Linked DNA regions of Homo sapiens: regions 2 and 3 are each linked to region 1. The links are chromatin loops, found by intact Hi-C in ENCODE. Cell type or tissue: mammary epithelial cell. All regions are shown on one strand. Region 1 holds the start of LOC124901367 (a long non-coding RNA gene). Region 2 overlaps SEC63 (SEC63 protein translocation regulator). Region 3 overlaps AFG1L (AFG1 like ATPase).

The links. A loop is a pair of places that touch in the nucleus more often than their neighbours do. Peaks named below come from ENCODE experiments on the same cell type or tissue, not always from the same donor. Only the 100,000 strongest peaks of a DNase experiment are listed, where the experiment ranks them.
Region 2: it touches region 1 in a loop (10-fold over the local background); 17 of 110 quality-filtered maps call a loop at or near these places.
Region 3: a loop joins it to region 1, with 18 times the contacts of the local background. A loop is called at or near these places in 10 of 110 quality-filtered maps.

Annotation. Positions count from the first base shown.
Region 1 is chr6:107,674,214-107,676,713 of GRCh38, forward strand. LOC124901367 (a long non-coding RNA gene) reads left to right here and starts at 658. Exons shown (of 2, transcript XR_007059694.1): 1 at 658-2,148. RefSeq lists enhancers at 513-1,094, 1,095-1,675, 1,209-1,408. In mammary epithelial cell, a CTCF peak has its summit at 1,291 (motif pointing right); a DNase peak (open chromatin) is centred at 1,278; H3K4me3 peaks cover 244 bases.
Region 2 is chr6:107,866,183-107,868,682 of GRCh38, forward strand. It overlaps SEC63 (SEC63 protein translocation regulator), which reads right to left. Exons shown (of 21, transcript NM_007214.5): 21 at 1,574-2,500. Among named protein-coding and RNA genes, the nearest start is that of SCML4, 43 kb to the left of the region's middle. In mammary epithelial cell, a CTCF peak has its summit at 982 (motif pointing left); no DNase peak of the experiment used is centred here.
Region 3 is chr6:108,525,813-108,528,312 of GRCh38, forward strand. AFG1L (AFG1 like ATPase) reads left to right here. Exons shown (of 13, transcript NM_145315.5): 13 at 1-189. Among named protein-coding and RNA genes, the nearest start is that of FOXO3, 34 kb to the right of the region's middle. In mammary epithelial cell, a CTCF peak has its summit at 1,062 (motif pointing left); no DNase peak of the experiment used is centred here.

The DNA of each region.
Region 1 (2,500 bases):
GTGATCTTATAATCTGCATCTTTTAATAAGACTGTGTGATTCTGAGGCATTCATGTTCACAAACCACACTTCGAGAAATACAAATTTGTTCAAACATTTTATAGGTGGGGAAACAGAGGGCTGGAGATTAATTAACAGAGGGCTGCTTTCAGACTCTTGACTACTCAATGTAATGGGAGATCCTGGTGCTTTCAGATAGAACTATCTTAAATTTTTATTAATCTAATTAAGCTCATCACAGTCACAGTGATGATCATTGTTTGGAATATTAACAATGCCTTGAACGAAAATCATTGAATACCACATTTTAAAATAATAACAAGGCTTAACATGGTGGCTCACACCTGTAATCCTAGCACTTTGGGAGGCTGAGGTGGGCAGATCCCTTGAGGTCAAGAGTTTAAGACCAAGCTGGACAACATGGTGAAACCCCATCTCTACAAAAAATACAAAAATTAGCTGGGCACGGTGTCTCACATCTGTAATCCTAGCTGTCGGGAGGCTAAGGTGGGAGGATCACTTGAGCCTGGGAGGCGGAGGTTGCAGTGAGCCGAGATTGTGCCACTGCACTCCAGCCTGGATGATAGAGCTGGGTCTTGTCTCAAAAATTTTTTTTAATTAAAAAAAAAAATAGTAACAAGACTCTCTACTATTTAGTTAGATCCCTTTTCTCAAAGCGTAGGCATGCAGACACGGGGCACCCTCTCCCTCTGCTGCCATTAGTGTCTCCTTAGAATTTGAATTGTTTTTCCACTGACAACAGAACAAGTCCCTAGGGTGATTTATGCCTCCAAGGTGTCATTTGCCTCAATGGCTGTCCCCAGAGGCTGTTTGCCACAAGCTCTATTTCCAGCAGGGTGTCCTCTGACCCCTCTGACACCCACACTTTATGGTGGCAGATATAGGGCCCCAAAGTAGAACAATGTTCAGGCATCTGGCTCATGCCCGCTTTTATGAGCAAAACCTTATTTCACCTGCCAGTCTTTTGGTGAGCATTGTGTGTGCTGGTTCCTGCCTTGGGCAGCAGGTGCCACCTAGAGGGCCCTGTGACTGCCACCGTGGCTTGGCAGGGGCTGGGCAGCCTGGGTCCTGAGGAAACTCAGCGGACATCCACTGAGGGTCACACAGGCCCCTAAGCAGCCCTGACACTAAGCCACCCTGAAGCCCTGGGCGTCCGAGGAGGGGGCTGTCGGGGAACCCGGGAAGAACAATAGGAGGTGGGCCTGGTTCCTAGCACTCAGCCACCTTGCTTGACGTAATTCTGAGAGGAAATGGGCAAGAACTCTGTTTGTCGGCCACAAGGTGTCAGCAGCGGGCTGGCCAGGGGATGGCTCTGCGAGCAGGCCCAGGAGGAGCCGCAGCACGCTGAGAGGGTGTTGCTGGTTGCTCTTTGAAGTTCCTAGTTTGCAGAGACTGCTTTTCTTATTAGTGGGGGCCTGATGATTACGATACCAAAAGACCCCTCTCTGCCTTGCCTGCGGACCAGCCACATGCCTCTCTCTGCTTTCAGTTGGGTAAAATTGCCGCCGCCGGACACCTCAACCAAGCCTGAACTGCAGCTTGAAGAGCTGGATGCAGGTGGAGATTTGGGGATAACACCACACAAAGCAATGATGTAGGAGGTGTATGAAGACGGAGTAGTTCAGGACACTCCTTTTTAAAAAATTGGATATGAGTTCTGGCTTGCCTGCGCGCTAGGTGTGAATTTGAAGTCTGGGTTTGCATCCCCATCTGTAAAATAGCATGTTTCCCATCTTTCAAACGACGATATCCACAGGCTTCTTATGTGGGTCAAATGAGATCAGGTAATTTGCAAACTATGAGGTACTATACACACGTGGGTGCGATTGTTGGGGCTTATCTTTTGGCCCAAGCTGTGTCCTAGAGCTTCCTTCTGACTAGAGGAACAGACACTGAAGCACAAACGGATGGCTGACTCTTCCGAGCGGGTCATGTGCAGTCTCCGTGTGAGCTGCCAGCCATCAAGTTCCGATCCAGCCTGATAGAGTCATCTTCCAACTAGATTCTTCCTGGATGCCTTTGCATGGCTCGTGTCCAACTGGAAAGCTGGCAGTGGATGCTCGCTCTTCCCTCTTCACTGAGCCCGCTTTTCCATACTGGAAGAAGATGAAACACACATTTCAGAATGTAAGTTTTTCCTGCCGGACACTATCCCCCCTGGAGTGATGGAGAAAAATATTAGATGAAGTCAGGGGATAACTGAGTAACATACTGATTTATAAACTCATGGAATCAAATGAAAGTGTTTTTTCCACTGGTGGGGTTATTTATTATGTCCTGGCTGGACAGATCCCAGAGAGGAAGAGGCTTTGGTCCCTGAGCAATAGAAGTAGCAGGAACCAATTTTCTCCATTGCTCTGCTTTAAAAAAAAAAAAAAATAGAACTCACCTGGCTTTGAAATTCATCCCACTCATCACCTTTGGAGTGAGTGGGGACTAAGGCACAGGCCCCATCATGCTGGGATGTTGGCAAAGAAGA
Region 2 (2,500 bases), 190 kb after region 1:
AGTGTCTCCCTCCCAGAAAGAGGGTGAGTTTGTTTGCTGTCCAGGATAAGATCAAGACAGGGTTGCTTGCAGGCTTGACAGGGTTAGGTCTCCCAAGCTTGGAGTTCCTCAGCTGTGATATGAACAGCATCTGCCTGGCCACTCCACATCGCCTCCGTGGGAACTTGGAAGACAACAGGAACAGATGGGGAACATGAAGCTCATGCCACCTGCTGTGCCTGTGTCTTTGGAGTCTTCTGTGTTTTGTCGGCATCCATGACACTGGCAGGTTAACTTGTTAGCTTGCATGTAAAAACTCTGGACTCTTAATAGTTGACACCTATCAGGCAAACAGGTTAGATTTTGTAGAGTTAAGGAATTACCATGTCCTATTTGATTGTCCACCTCTCTCAAGCAAACAAATGCAATTTGGAATTCCAGCACAATGAATACATATGGATTGTCTTTTGGAGTTGGTTGCAAAGGGACTTAATGTTTCTAGACAGTAAATTTAATGGGTTAAAGGACACACAGCCAGGTGCGGTGGTTCATGCCTATAGTGCCAATACTTTGGGTGGCCAAGGGTTGAAGTTAGGAGTTCGAGGCCAGCCTGGGCAACATAGCAAGACCCCTGTCTCTAAATAAATAAATACAATGAGCCAGGTTAGTGCCCGTGGTCCCAGCTACTTCGGAGGGGGCTGACATAGGAGAATCACTTGATCCCAGGAGTTGAGGCTGCAGTGAGCTATGATTGCACCACTGTACTCCAGCCTGAGCGATAGAGCACGACCCTGCCTCTAAAAAAATAATAAATAAATAACAAAGGACACATGTAAAGAAGAAAAAGGTTAGGGGGAAACATAAAAGATCAAAAGAGAGGGAGGAAATCCCAGAAGGTGCAGATACAAATAAATTACAAAGCATTTCTTTAATCGTGGCTTTTAGTCTGAAACGAAACACACCATTCTTTGTTAAAGAAAATTACAGCCCTATCGCCCTCTACTGGAACGAGGCTGGAAAATACAGAGAAATAGCTTGAAGTTAACTCTTAATGGAATCTGTTCACACTGAAGTCCATTGCTGCTATTATCCAGATGTTAAAGTGTAAACCTCAGGTGTTTCGGGTAAGGTATGAGGGCTACAGCTCCCTTTGTGTACCCAGGCTGATAGGTTAACGCTAAACAACCTCGTGCTGAACAGAGTGGCCAGTCCTTCCCACACTCACCTTCCATTTGCAGCAGTCACTGATTGCCAGGACCAGCAACAGGCTGTGATTTGCTCAAAGTCCCAGCAAGTCGTCCCCAGCACTGCTGCTCCATACCTGCACCACCTGCACTCCACAGACAACCGTTGTGCAGAACCCTCCCCTTGCCTATCAATCCCACCTCCAGACCTACTCAGCTCTATCTCATAAAAGTCTCACTTTGCTCTTGGCAGCTACAGTAGGGCTGCACACAGTGAATGCCAACCCACCAACTCCAGAGTATATCACTCTGTGATCTCAGGTGGTGAGTGTCAAATGTCACCCTATCAATACCACAAAGCAGTGGTGCCCAAATGTTTTGATCATGGACCCAAATCAGAAAAAAAAAAATTAATGCACCAATAAATGTTTATTTATAAATAATAGAAGTGTACAATTGTACAATATATTATGTACATTATAAAACACACAAAAATAGAAATTTAAAAGGATGAGATTAAATACAAATAATCATCTTAATACTTCCTCAATGGATTGATCATCTCCACGCCCCTGGGATGTATACACCCCCACCTGAAACAATAGCCCTAAAGTATGTCAATGATTGTTATTTGGGTTTTCAGCTCAGGTTACAGAAATATGTACAAGATCGCATCTTTTTAAGTTTTGCAAAATAGCCCTAGCATCAAGTTTAAATGGATGAGAATGCTTGGTGCTAACTTCTTGAGACATATTTGGACTAATCACTACACAGCTGGCAAAATGTTATGGTTCACCAACAGTTATTTCACTTTAAGGCAGTCTAAATAGAGGATTTCATGGAGTTAAATCAGACCGTTTGTGGGAAAATTGTTTCTTAAAAAAAAAAAAACATTTTAAAGGAAAGGATGATGATTTGTTGTTTTTGTTTTTTTTCCAAAAAAACCCAACAGGCTGGGCGCAGTGGCTCATGCCTGTAATGCCAGCACTTTGGGAGGCTGAGGAGGGCTGATCACTTGAGGCCAGGAGTTCGAGACCAGGCTGGACAACGTGGCAAAATCCCATCTCTACTAAAAATTAAAAAATTAGCTGGGTGTGGTGGCATGCACCTGCAGTCCCAGCTACTCAGGAGGCTGAGGCAGAAGAATCGCTTGAAGCTGGGAGGCGGAGGTTGCAGTGAGCTGAGATCGTGCCACTGCACTCCTCCAGCCTGGAGGACAGAGCGAGACTCCGTCTTAAGAAGAAAAAGAGAAAGAGAGAAAAAAAGGCCAGCAAAATAAACAGCTAGCCCCTAAAGAAATAATTCTTCTGCCTACAGTAGATAGACTAAAAAAAAAA
Region 3 (2,500 bases), 850 kb after region 1:
TCCTGAAAACAGTATTGCTGGTCCAAGTAACTTGAACCTACACTTGACGGCTGCTTTATCTGAGATTAAAAACATGCAGAAGGATTGGGCGCCTGGGTCCCTGACATTTGGGTTCTTGATCAGTTACGGGAATCTGTCTTGCAGCAAGTCTGTAAGTTACCTTTATTAGATTTACTAATCTCAAAAGAAGTCACTTGCTGGTAGGAAAGGATTTTCTTTGGAAATGAGTTTATAACTTCTTTTACAGTCAGAATTAAGATGAATGTTCCCTATTGGCATATAGCAGTTCATTTTTCTGGAACAGAAAATTACAAATGTTAAAATCTGCCCTCTTGTCGAGTGTCTACTGACTCAGTCCAGCAGCTCACTAGGACCCTCACATCTGTTGCCCTAGCTGGTCATTCGGTCCAGTCAAACATGCCTGTCCACTGACCTTTCGTCTGTGCTGCATGGAGCCATCAGTCTGTCTTACCTGCTTGCCTAGGGGGCTTTCTGGATGTCGTCCCGAGAATTTTCCTGTCTCAGGGCTGTACTTTCTGGGTTCCCGGTGGTTGATTGCTGGTCTCTAATGATGCAGTGGAAAGGGCTTGAGATCTGGCATTGGAAAATTCAGTTCTGCTAATTATTGTTTTGTGACCTCGACCAAGATAGTGCTCTGAGCCTCAGTTGTGTCATCTTATAAATGGGAATCATAATGCCCATTTCATAGAGTTACTATGAGGATTGTTGGTGAAAAGCGCTTTGCAAATGGCAAAGGATTAAACGAACATCAGTTGTTATTGATACTAATGATTATGATCATAAATCCTACTTTCTGCTTTGTGTTATAGCCTTTTGAGGAATGCAAAACAGAAGACACATTCCAACCCACTGGTTTCTAACAGAAGGGAAAAGATACGCATTAAATGGCTAGACACCAAGAGCACACGGGTCTGGCTTAATGAGATGCTGGAGAAGATTGTTAAATTCAAATCCATGTTTTCAGGATTAATACAGAAAATGAATTGTTGCTTGTTTGGTGAACATCAAAGATTTCCCAGAAAGAGGGCACCATCTTGTGGTCAGTAGGATGAACTGACAGGAGAAAAAAAAAAGGCCAGTGGTTCTCAAGGCTACACATTCCTAGGCCTAGGTCCACATCCAGGGTCAGGTATGGTGGGTCAGATGTGGGGCCCCAGCATCAGCACTTGTTAATGTTCCTTGTAAGATTCTAAGGTGCAGCAGGGTTGATCACCGCCAATCAGGCAGGCCGTGGAGCTCTTGCCTGTGACTACACAGCCGGTACGCACAGAGAGCCCTGCCTGCAGCTGGGTCCTGACTCTGGGCGCCTGATGCAGAGACCACGGCACTTTCCAGGGAGCAGAGGCTGTTGCTATGATTCCTGGAGCCCAGGTCATCAGCACACTGGCACACACAAAGTCACCTCCCAGAGCCCACCCCTCTCCTCCCTGGGGACCAAGGCTCCTCTGCCTTTCTTCTCCACCCACACTAACAACGTCAAAATAGTTAACCACGCAGCACTTCCTAGTTTAGAAAGCACTTTAGGAGGCCAAGGCGGAAGGATCGTTTGCTCCTACCATATCCGTCGTCCACAGCAAATTCTGCAAGGGAGATGCAATTATCCTACTACCCATGAGGAAACTGGGGCACTCGGAGGGTAAGTGGTTTCACAAGCATATCGAGTAAGCATATGTCTTCTGGATCCCGACCCTGTGCTCTGCAGCCCTTCTGGTAGTAGTAATAATAGTAGCCCCCATTTTAAAGTCATCGTGGGTCTTGAGGCTAGAACAGGAAAGATGTGGGTGTAGGGGTATGCACAAGGGTGTTGTTTTGCACAACCCCATATGTGATGGCAAAGAACTGGAATCAGTGGTTGGCAAACTTTGAAATATTTAATCTTCACAATAATTGAGAGAGTGTCCTACTTTGTCACCCAGGCACAATCATGGCTCGCTGCAGCCTTGACCTCCCAGGCTCAAGTGATCCTTCCACCTCAGCCTCCTAAGTAGCTGGGACTACAGATATGCACCACCATGCTGAGCTAATTTTTAAAATTTTTTTTAAAACACAGATGGGCTCTGGCTATGTTGGCAGGGCTGGTCTCGAACTCCTGGGCTCAAGTGATCCTCCCACCTTGGCCTCCCAAAGTGCTGGAATTATAAGCATGAGCACCACGTTTGGCCCCACTTTCCACTTTCAAAATGCTTGCAGACCCCAAAGAGCTTTTATGTGGGTGGGATATATAATCACCAGTATTAGAAATCAAACAGAAATTGTTAGATATTTAATTCATTTAAAAATAACAATAAGCACATGAAATATTACCTAAATAGCATTATGAAAAGTAACAGCATTTCCAAAACAAAAAACAAGTTAGTGAGAAAAGTGGCATTGTTTTAAATTTTTGCCAATGTCTGGTTTAGTAAAATACAGACAGATTCTGTTGGAATATCACACATCATGTAGCTCCTGAAAAAATCAACTGTGTGCATGTGGGAGA